Linked DNA regions of Homo sapiens: region 2 is linked to region 1. Evidence: chromatin loops called from intact Hi-C (ENCODE). Cell type or tissue: CD14-positive monocyte. All regions are shown on one strand. Links, peaks and the distances in the headings refer to the core of each region. The heading gives the core; the rest is flanking DNA. Region 1 has its middle 93 kb from the start of APBB1IP. Region 2 has its middle 46 kb from the start of APBB1IP.

The links. A loop is a pair of places that touch in the nucleus more often than their neighbours do. Peaks named below come from ENCODE experiments on the same cell type or tissue, not always from the same donor. Only the 100,000 strongest peaks of a DNase experiment are listed, where the experiment ranks them.
Region 2: a loop joins it to region 1, with 1.8 times the contacts of the local background. A loop is called at or near these places in 1 of 110 quality-filtered maps.

Annotation. Positions count from the first base shown.
Region 1 is chr10:26,342,914-26,348,296 of GRCh38, forward strand. No RefSeq gene overlaps it. Among named protein-coding and RNA genes, the nearest start is that of APBB1IP, 93 kb to the right of the region's middle. In CD14-positive monocyte, for the core only: no CTCF peak of the experiment used is centred there; no DNase peak of the experiment used is centred there.
Region 2 is chr10:26,389,410-26,394,792 of GRCh38, forward strand. No RefSeq gene overlaps it. Among named protein-coding and RNA genes, the nearest start is that of APBB1IP, 46 kb to the right of the region's middle. RefSeq lists an enhancer at 3,014-3,073. In CD14-positive monocyte, for the core only: no CTCF peak of the experiment used is centred there; a DNase peak (open chromatin) is centred at 3,122; H3K4me3 peaks cover 1,435 bases; H3K27ac peaks cover 853 bases.

The sequences.
Region 1 (5,383 bases), core at 160-5,159:
CTTCCATTTCTAATTATCTATTGTGGCTCTTGGGGGGCAAATCTTTTCTTTTGCAATTTATCGATTCTTCATGTATAATTAGACCCCTCAACTTCCTTTCACAAGCAGAGCTTGGACCTGAGCATGTTTAAATCAAGAGACAGGAGATTCTGAGCCACACTGCCAGCATGCTGATGAATGCTATCACCGAGATGGGCAAGGCGTAATTAACAGAACTTTCAAAACATAAAATGCTCTACAGTCTGTCTCTACATGCTACAAGCAGGGTGTTATATTACTTGCCAGTATTCACAGGTTCTGTGAGATTCCACTAAAAACACCTAACAATATAAATTAGGAAAAATACACACACACACACACACACGCGCGTGCACGCTGGCGCACACACACACACACACACACACAGGGAGGATGGAGGGAGGGACGAGGGAGAGAGACATTTAGAATTTTAAGTTCTACATTTATTCTCTTTTCATTCCCCTTCCCCTAAAAATAAGAAGAAACAGTAAACATGTTAAAAAAGAGCAAGGAGAAGAAAGTCAGGAGACTGGATAATCCACAATTGCATCATGGGCTCCTGAGAGATGGAGGCACTGGCTGCGTGTTTCTCCACGTGATGCCCACTCATTCCGTGCCCTTGTGCTAAGGAGGGAGGGTCACCAGCAACTTTTATTTGTTGGTTTGTTTTTAAGTAAAGAGTCCAAGATTCCAGAAACCATCCTGCATTCATACGATAGCGATAAAATCATTTCATGTATTTTGCTGAAAATTTAAAACCTGGGAATATGTTCAGTCCTCATTTTACCATTTATACTCCTTTCTTTCAACACTCTGTTTTATTTTTAAGTCTATTTTTTTTTTTGCCAAAATAATAAAACGTGGAGAATCCAGCCAATGCAGAAAGATGAAAATCAAGCTGGAAGCCCTTTTACAACCCCATTCCATAGAGATAATCTCCATGAAGAGGTTTGGTTCCATCACACTGGAGTCTTTCTATACATTCACAAACATATAGATGTAGAAAGATACAGGTTTATAGAGGCATCGAAAAATTTGACTTATATAAACATATTTGAGGTATATGTGTATGTTTCTGTATTTACATATGTGATTGAACATGGAGGCAAACACAGGGCAAAATCTGAGAAATATACAAATGCGTGAGGCTATATTTCTAAGTATTGTGTTTGTGTGAATGTGAGAGTCACATAGACATACACGCATTTGTCTGTTAACTCTGGCACCATAATTCCTCTCAGGATGGTAATTGCATTTGTTTAAGAAAACTCTTTTTGTATATTTCAAACTAGCTAGAAGAGAATTGTAATGTTCTCAATATAAAGAAAAAAGATTGAGACGATGAGTATCTCAGTTTCCCTGATTTTATCATTACACATTGTATACATGTACCAAAATATCACATGTACCCCAAAAATATGTACAACTATGATACATCGATAAAAAATGAACACTAAAAAAGAAAATCCTTTTGCAGGGCCTTTTGGAATGGGAGATGAGACACTGAGGACATGGGTATTTGCAGGAGATGAAGTAACACACCAGATAATTTTTAAATTATTATTATTGCTGTTATGGCTAATGTTTATTGAGTACCTACTATAGGTCAGGTCCTATTCTAAAATGACCAAACTGATGCCCAGGAGTAAAAGAGGAAAACTTGCTTCTGCCACAAGGAGGATGGGAAGAGAAGAGACAGGAAAACAGAAAAGGGTTGGGGGAAAGGGAGGCCTCCTGGCTAGGGCTACGTGAGGAGTAGAGACAGTGACATGGCCCAGGGTCAGCCCTGTCCTCCCTCTTTGTCCACATTTGTCTTTTCTTCATCTTCCTCCCTAGCACAAAAACAATTATTTTTTTCTTTTTTCAGGCCCAGAAACTTGGTCAATCTTAAGTTTTGTCAATGTCCTCTTTTTTTATAGCTACAGAGGACTTTTTGTTTTTGCTTTTATTACTTATGTATGTATGTATGTATGTATGTATGTATGTATGTATGTATGTATGTATGTATGTATTTTGAGACGGAGTCTCGCTCTGTTGCCCAGGCTGGAGTGCAGTGGCGCAATCTCGGCTCACTGCAACCTCCGCCTCCCGGGTTCAAGCGATTCTCCTGCTTCAGCCTCCCGAGCAGCTGGGACTGCAGGTGCACCACACCCAGCTAATTTTTGTATTTTAGTAGAGATGGGGTTTCACCATGTTGGCCAGGATGGTCTCAATCTCTCGACCTCGTGATCTGCCCGCCTTGGTCTCCCAAAGTGCTAGGATTACAGGCATGAGCCACTGCATCCGGCTGCTTTTATTTTTATTTTGATTGTTGGTTTTCTTTTCACCACAAAAAAGCTTAAATTTTCACACAAGCATATTTATTAGCATTTTCTTTATGGATTCTGGTTTTATGACTACTTGTAAAGACCTTCCATATCCCAAGATTATAAAAATGATTTTTACTCATGTTTTCTATTAGTACTTCTGTGATTGTATTTCTTACATTTAAGTCTTCACTGTAACCAAAAATTGTTCTGAGCTATAATATAATGTAAGTGTGTTAATAAAGTGCAATGTAAGTAATATAAGAATCCATGTTTAATGGCTAACCACTTGGTCCCACATTATTAGTAATTCACCTTTCCTACTGATTTGAAATGCTACTTTTATTTATATACTGTAATCCTATTAGTTCTTGCATTTTTTTCTGAATTCTCTATTCCTTTCCATTGATTACACCATCTATTACAATGCAAATATCCTATGTTATTAATTAAGGTCACTCCATAATGGCAATGGTTAAGTTTTGTTGAATGCTTATTATATACAGGCACTATTTTACATGTTTTACAAGTAGAACATAGGCATGGAGAATTTCAGTAATTTACCTAAGTGCACACACATATTAAGTGGAATAGTAAAGATCTGAACCTAGATTGTCTGGCCCTCGTGACTATCCCTTAGCCATTACATTAAACTGCCTCATCAGGAGAATGGCGTGAACCCGGGAGGCGGAGCTTGCAGTGAGCCAAGATCGCGCCACTGTACTCCAGCCTGGGCGACAGAGAAAGACTCCATCTCAAAAAACAAACAAACAAACAACAACAAAAAAAAAACTGCCTCATAACACAGCCTAATATTATAAGACTGTTCTACTCTCGTGACTCTTCTCTTTCTGAATTTTCCTTAATATTATTTTATACTTATTTTTATAGATGAACTTTGGAATTATTTTTGATAAATTCCACCCCAAATCTAATTTTACATGGGGATCCTAAAGAATGTACACATTGGGCTGGATGTGGTGGCTATAACCCAGTACTTTGGGAGGCTGAGGCGGGTGGATGACTTGGCGTCAGGAGTTTGAGACCAGCCTGGCCAACATTGTGAAACCTCGTCTCTACTAAAAATACAAAAATTAGCCGAGAGTAATGGTGGGCACCCGTAATCCCAGCTACTCAGGAGGCTGAGGCAGGAGAATTGCTTGAACCCAGGAAGCAGAGGTTGCAGTGAGCCGAGATTGTGCCACTGCAATCTGAGGGACAGAATGAGACTCCATCCAAAAAAAGAAGAAGAAGAAGAATGAATGCACATATTGATTCAGGAAGAATTGGTATGTCCAATAAGTCTTCCTATCCCTGAGTAGAGAATACCTCACTATTTGTCTTCTTTTAAATCCCTCTGTAGGGATATTTGCAAACATCTTTGTGGTGAGAAGACTTGATCTGTTCATTTTATTTCCTCACTAATTACTGCTGATATAAGAAAAGATTAACTTTTGTAAATTAATGTCAAATAGTAGTAGTAATAGTGGTATCTTAGCCTTATTTGTGACTTTAATATGACTGCTTCCAGTATTTTGCCATAAGTATAATCCTACACTTCGGTTGGAAAGATGTACTTTTATCATGTTAAAGGAGTATTCACCTATTCGTATTTTACTATGATTTCTTTAAAGTCAGGAATAAACATTGACTTTTATCAAATGCCTCTTCTATACCTGTCAATGTGATTATATATTTTTATCTTTTGACCTATATATACGGTGAGTTACATTAATAAATATCCTAATATTAAACCTTTCTTAAAGTCTCAGAATAAACCCTTTTGGCTTTGTGTACTCTTTTAGTTTATTGTTGGATTCTATTTGCCTTGTCATTTAGGATTTTTGCATAGATATTCACATGTGAGAGAAGTCTATAATTTTCTTTTCGTGCTATTTTTATCAAAATGTATATGCTGGTTTTATAAAAGTCTTTTCATGCTCTGTGCTCTGGTGCAGTTATAAAAGCATCATAATTATCTTAATTTCTTGAACATTTGAAAGAATTCACTCAGGAAAACATCAGAGCTCAGCACTTCTTAAAGGCATAGCTTTCAGAAAACCTGAAGGGATCAAATACATAAATAAAGAAAGCTGATACCATGTTGACACATATCTGTGTTGGCTCAGATCTCCACAGTTTGGGAAGAGATTGACCTAGGTAAGTGAAAAAGGTTATTCATAGAAAGGACACAGAGTAAAGTCATGACATATGGCAGAGATCGGCAATATCATCCAGGACAGCTGGAGGTGCAAGCTTCTCTTCTGGACTCCAAAAATCCTGACCAGCGGATGTACAACTGCAGATGGCCCTAGAAGCCTAACTCCCTCCTCCCAGGCAGTCCTCATGTGGAGTGTGTTAGAGATCACCTCACCTGTGCTGGGGCACCTCATTCATCATAGTTATACAGGCAACAATACAACCTCAAGGACCAACGCACTATCTTCCTCCTCCCCAGGCTCTCCCAGCGTGCTTCAAGTTCACTTCTCACTCTGTGCTGAGAACCAGAATAAAGATTAGTTTTCTAGAAGCCTCTGGGTCTCAAGCCAGCAACCTGTAGAACAGTCTGGGGTGTGTGTACATCTACCTGTCAAAGATAAAGAGAGTCGTTTCCAAGAAAATACACTATATTGGAAAATACACTATATGAACAAAGTAATCATTGCATACTTGCCAGATCATGATCTTCTTGAAGCTGGTTCCAGGTCTCATATAATTGCAAAAGCTCCATAGCGGACCTGATAACCTAAAAATAATTGTCTAATATCCTTTAGACTTTTGTCCACTTTTCCAAATCTCACATAAAATCCTCAACAATGATGCACTTTAGCAGTAATAACAACATTCTCAGATGACATCTATACCCACACTTGCCCTGTGCTCTACGATCTAATAAAGTTTTCTTCTTCCTGAACTTGAAGGAGACTAGAAGTTGATGTGTGGTAGGAAATATACTTCATGGTAAAGGATATAGGATGAATTAAGGAAGGGAGACAAGAAAACAGAAAGCAAGTCTAATGAAAAGTTAATGGATTTGCAAGGTTTGGTTTGGAGAATGA
Region 2 (5,383 bases), core at 258-5,257, 47 kb after region 1:
TCTGTGGATTCAACCAACCTCAGAAAATATAGAATAAAAAATGGATGGTTATATCTGTACTAAACACATACAGACTTTATTTCTGGTTATTATTTCCTACACAATACAGAATAACAACTATTTACATTTAGAATATATCTAAAAATGCTTAAACAAAAAATTGTCAATAAGTCAACTGTCCCTATACAAATGGCCAATGGGTATATGAAAATGTAGTCAACATCACTAATCATCAGGGAAATGCAACTCAAAACCACAGTGAGAGATCATCTTACCCCAGTTAGAATGACTGTTATTAAAAAGATGAAAGATAACAAGTGCTGGCGAGGATGCGGTAAAAAGGGAAGTCTCATACACTGTTGGTGGGAAGATATATTAGTGCAGCCACTATGGCAAACAGTGCAGAGAGTTCTCAAACTACCATACGATCCAGCAATTCCACATGTATCCACAGGAAAGGAAATCAGTATATACCTGCACTTTCATGCTTATTGCAGCACTACTCACAATGGCAAAGATAGAGAATCAGCCTAAGTGTCCATCAACAGACAGATGGATAAAGAAAATGCAGTATTTATACATAATGGAATACTTATTCAGCCATAAAAAAGAATGAAATTGGCCAGGCATGGTGGCTCATGCCTGTAATCCCAGCACTTTGGGAGGCCAAGGCAGGCAGATCACAAGGTCATGAGATCGAGACCAATCTGGCCAATATGATGAAACCCTGTCTACACTAAAAATACGAAAATTAGCTGGGCATGGTGGCGGGTGCTTGCAGTCCCAGCTACGTGGGAGGCTGAAGTAGGAGAATCGCTTGAACCCGGGAGGCGGAGGTTGCAGTGAGCCAAGATCGCATCACTGCACTCCACCTGGGTGACACAGTGAGACTCCATCTCAAAAAAAAAAAAAAAAAAGAAAGAAATCCTGTCATATGCAGCAATATGGATGGGATTATGTTATTATGGAATTATAGGTGGAATTTCATCATTATGCTAATGAAATAAGCCAAGACAAATATCACATGTTCTCACTCATATATGGGAGCAAAAAAGTTGATCTCCTGGAGGTAGAGAGTAGAATGATAGATACCAGAGGCTAGGAAGGGTGTGTAGGTTGACGGAGGGGATGAAGAGAGGTTGGTTAATGGGTACAAACATACAGTTAAAAGGAATAACTACAGACCTACAGATAGATGGAATAAATCTTAATGTTCAGTAGCAGAGAAGGGTGACTATAGTTAATGACAATGTATCATATATTTTAAAATAGCTAGAAAAGAGGATTTAAAATGTTCCCAACACATAGGAATGATAAATACTTGAGGTGATGGATACCCCAGATACCCTGACCTGATCATTATACATTCTATGCATGTAAGAAAATGTCACATGTACCCCATACATACCTGCAAATATTACATATCAATTTTAAAACTAGGCCTGGCAAGATGGCTCATGTCTGTAATCACAGCACTTTGGGAGGCTGAGGTGGGAGGATCACTTGAGGCCAGGAGTTCGAGACCAGCCTGGGCACCACACTGAGACCCCCATCTCTACAAAAATAAAAATAAAAATAAAAAAAATAGCCAGGCATGGTGGCACATGCCAGTAGCCCAGCTACTCGGGAGGCTGAAGCAGAAAGATCACTTGAACCAAGGAGGTCGAGGCTACGGTGAGCTATGATTGCACCAGGGCACTCCAGCCTGAGCAACAGAGTGAAACCCTTTTTCAAAAAAACATTTTTTTTTAAATAAGTCAACTGTCCACACAAAATAATCCCTTAGACAACTTTCAGCTTCTTAAAAGTGGTCTATCCTGGGCATCCCCTTTGGCTAATTTAACACAAGCCAGCTTGCCTTAAACAGCGCGGAGGTCATACTCATAACATTTTCTTTATTCTTATGTTTATTGGAGGCAAAGACACAAAATTCTCCTTTGCATAGAGAAAAATAACTAAAACCCCCATCCAAAGGCAGTTGACTGCGGAGAGGTCTCTAATGACCTAGAACTCATGGGAAAATGCAGACTCCATCAGGCCCAGCTGAAGACAACCGGGTAGTTTTTGTTTTTTAACAGCTTTATGGCAGTGTAATTGACATACAGGAGAAACAAAAACAAAAACAAACAAAAAAACCCTGCATATATTTAGTGTATACAATTTGATGAGTTTAAACACCGGACAGACATTTTTAAACTCGTTTTTCAGTTGAATGTGCCGCACACCGAGGTTTGGAAACCACCCGTGAACTTCTATCCCAATCCACCCGGACATAAGGGAGCTGATGGCCCAGGCCCGCGCCTTCCAGCGGGGCAGGCCCAGCGGGGACCAGTTCGGCAGGCGCCTCCCCCAGGGTCTAGGATACCTGCTGGAAAGCTCGCAGCAGGGCCCGCTCCCGGTCCTGGGCAGGCCCAGGCGCGTCAAGACGCCGCGGCTACCTCTGCGGAGCGCGGCCGCTCGGCCACCAGCCCCTTCCCGCCCCCCGAGCTCCGCGGCACTGGAGTCCCCGGGCGGTGCCATGCGTCCCTGGAGCGCACGACACTTTCGGGCCCTGGGGACCCCGGGAGGCCGGGATCTGGCCTGGGGTGGAGGGCGAGGCCAGTCGGCCCCCACCTGCTCACCGGGCAGACTGTACCCGGGCAACGGCTCCCCGCAGCTCCGGCTTTTTGCCTGAAGCCCCCTGCAGGCAAATTCCGCGTCGCGCGGGCCCGCGGGCGCGCTGCAGTCTCCGAGCCCCAGGAAGCAGAGACCCAGGTAGGCAAAGCCACCGCCTGGCCGCGTCAGCTCATGTGGGCCTTGAGTCCAGCATCGCGGCCACCTGAAGGAGGAGTGGCAGTGAGCCCTGGGCAGCACAGACCACCACGTGCCCAGAAACCAGGGATGTTCCTGTCTCCAAACACCCACTCGCGAATCCCTTTAGCTCTTGGTTCAGCCAAGAAAGCTACCAAGCCGCGTGGCTCAGAAGCAGCGCCTCGTGGGTCACTTTCTGCAGGCTCTGCCTGGGAAACCGAGTTCTTGGAGCCTGGAGATGTTTCTCTAGGCTGACACACCCCTCTCAGGGGCGCCGTCTGGGGACGCCACCCTCCCCATGTCTCCTTCCTGTCTGTTCATCCACAGTCTGAGAACTTCTCTAGTTCCTCTAGTGTCCCGCCAGCCCAGCTGAGGCTCTCCAGGGAAGGTAGTGGTGTCTGCAGGGGTGCGAGATCCTCCTCTGCAGCCCTGACTACTCAGCCTAGAGGGGCTTACTGAGGGGTAGAAATCCGAATTTGCATGCAAGGCAGCCGCGGCCGTGTGAGCAACCTCCTCTGAAAGCTTCTGGAAGAATGTCTGACTTGTGTAACATTCCTGAGACTTCCTTTTTTTCTTTCATTCTTTTTTTAGAGATGGGGTCTGGCTGTGCTGCCCAGGCTGGTCTATAACTCCTGAGCTCAAGCAATCCTCGAGCCTCAGCCTCCCCAGTAGCTACGACTACAGACATGAACCATCACGTCCAGCTAATTTTTAAATTTTTTTGTAGAGAAAGAGTGTCACTATGTTTCCCAGGCTGGTCTTGAACTCCTGGCCTGAAGCAGTCCTCCCACCTGGGGCTCTCAAAGTGCTAAGATAACAGGGGTGATAAACCACCCCCGCCTGGCCCTTTAATACTTCTTTAGTATCAGATTTCCAAAGCACCTCTCTTCAAGCCTTAGAAGATTTGCAAGAAGACCAAAGAAGCACAATGACATCATGATGAACAGGAAAACGGGGCTGCACTGACACCGCCTCAAATTCCAGTCAGTTCTAATTTTGAGGCCAAGCTATATAGATCCATAAATGATGCCCACTGCTTTGCCCACCACACACATTATCTTTTTTGTGTGTGTGTGACAGACTCTCGCTCCGTCATCCAGGCTGGAGTGCAGTGACATGATCTTGGCTCACTGCAACCTCTGCCTCCTGGGTTCAAGCAATTCTCCTGCCTCAGCCTCCCAAGCAGCTGAGATTATAGGTGCCCACCACCAGGCCCGGCTAATTTTGTATTTTTAGTCGAGATGGGATTTCACTAAGTATTTTTCTTTTCTCAATTCTGTTATGGTAAAATCAATCAAGTTATGCTAAAAATCAGTCAAGCTGTGCTAAAAAAAAAATCAATCAAGTTATGCTAAAAATCAATCAAGCTGTGCTAAAAAAAATCAATCAAGTTATGCTAAAAATCAGTCAAGCTGTGCTAAAAAAAAAAGTCAATCGAGTTATGCTGTAACTGCTCCCTGGGAAATACTTACGTCAAAAAAAAAAAAAAACTAAACATATACTTTCTGACTGCCAAATACCTGACTCTAATTGTGTAGGTCACCTAAACCAGAACATCTTATACCTTGCATTTCATGAAATTAGAACAACTTATAGAAAGGATGTTTTTGCTACATTTCAGGCAGTAACAATCCAAGTGCTTTTTAAAGGATTTTTGCCAGTTAAAAGCTTAAGCTTTTGTAATCACAGCTAAGCACATGCTCTCTCTCTTCTCTCTCTAATACACACACACACACACACACACACACACACTCACAAAATGAATCTCATTAAGCACTTTTTTCTCTAGCCACCCTTATTATGCAATTAATAGCACCCAAGCTGAAAGCACCTTTGATGTCTTACTTAAAACTAAACATTAGTGCTATGGTGTTAATGTTTCTGTTTCCCCTGCCTCCAAATTCATATATTGAAACATAATCTAGAATGCAATAGTATGAAGAGTTGGGGACTTCGGGAGGTGTATTAGTCGGTTTTTACACTGCTATAATGAACTGCCCGAGACCGGGTAATTTATAAAGGAAGGAGGTTTAATTGATTCACAGTTCAGCATGGCTGGGGAGGCCTCAGGAAACTTACAATCATGGCAGAAAGCAAAGGAGAAGCAAGACACCTTCTTCACAAGGTGGCAGGAAGGAGAATGAATGGAGGAGGAACTACCGAACACTTGTAAAACCATCAGATCTCCTGAGAACTCACTCACTGTCACAAGAACAGCATGGGGGAAACTGCCCCCATGATTCAATTACTTCCACCTAGTCTCTTTCTTAAAAAGTGGAGATTATGGGGATTGCAATTCAAGATGAGATTTTGGATGTGGACACAACCAAAGCATATCAGGAGGTCATTAGGACATAAGGGCTTTGCTTTCCTTTAATCAATGGGATAAGTGTCCTTATAAAAGAGACTGGAGGGAGCTCATTAGTCCTTTCCACCATGTGAAGACACATAGAAGGTGCCATTTCTGAGGAATAGGTACTCACCAGATGCTGAATTTGCTGGTGCCTTTGATATACAAGATATATGAGTTAAGAAGAAACTGTTTAAGCAGAGAGGGTAGGAAATCTTTGGTAAGGTTTTCATTTTAATGAAA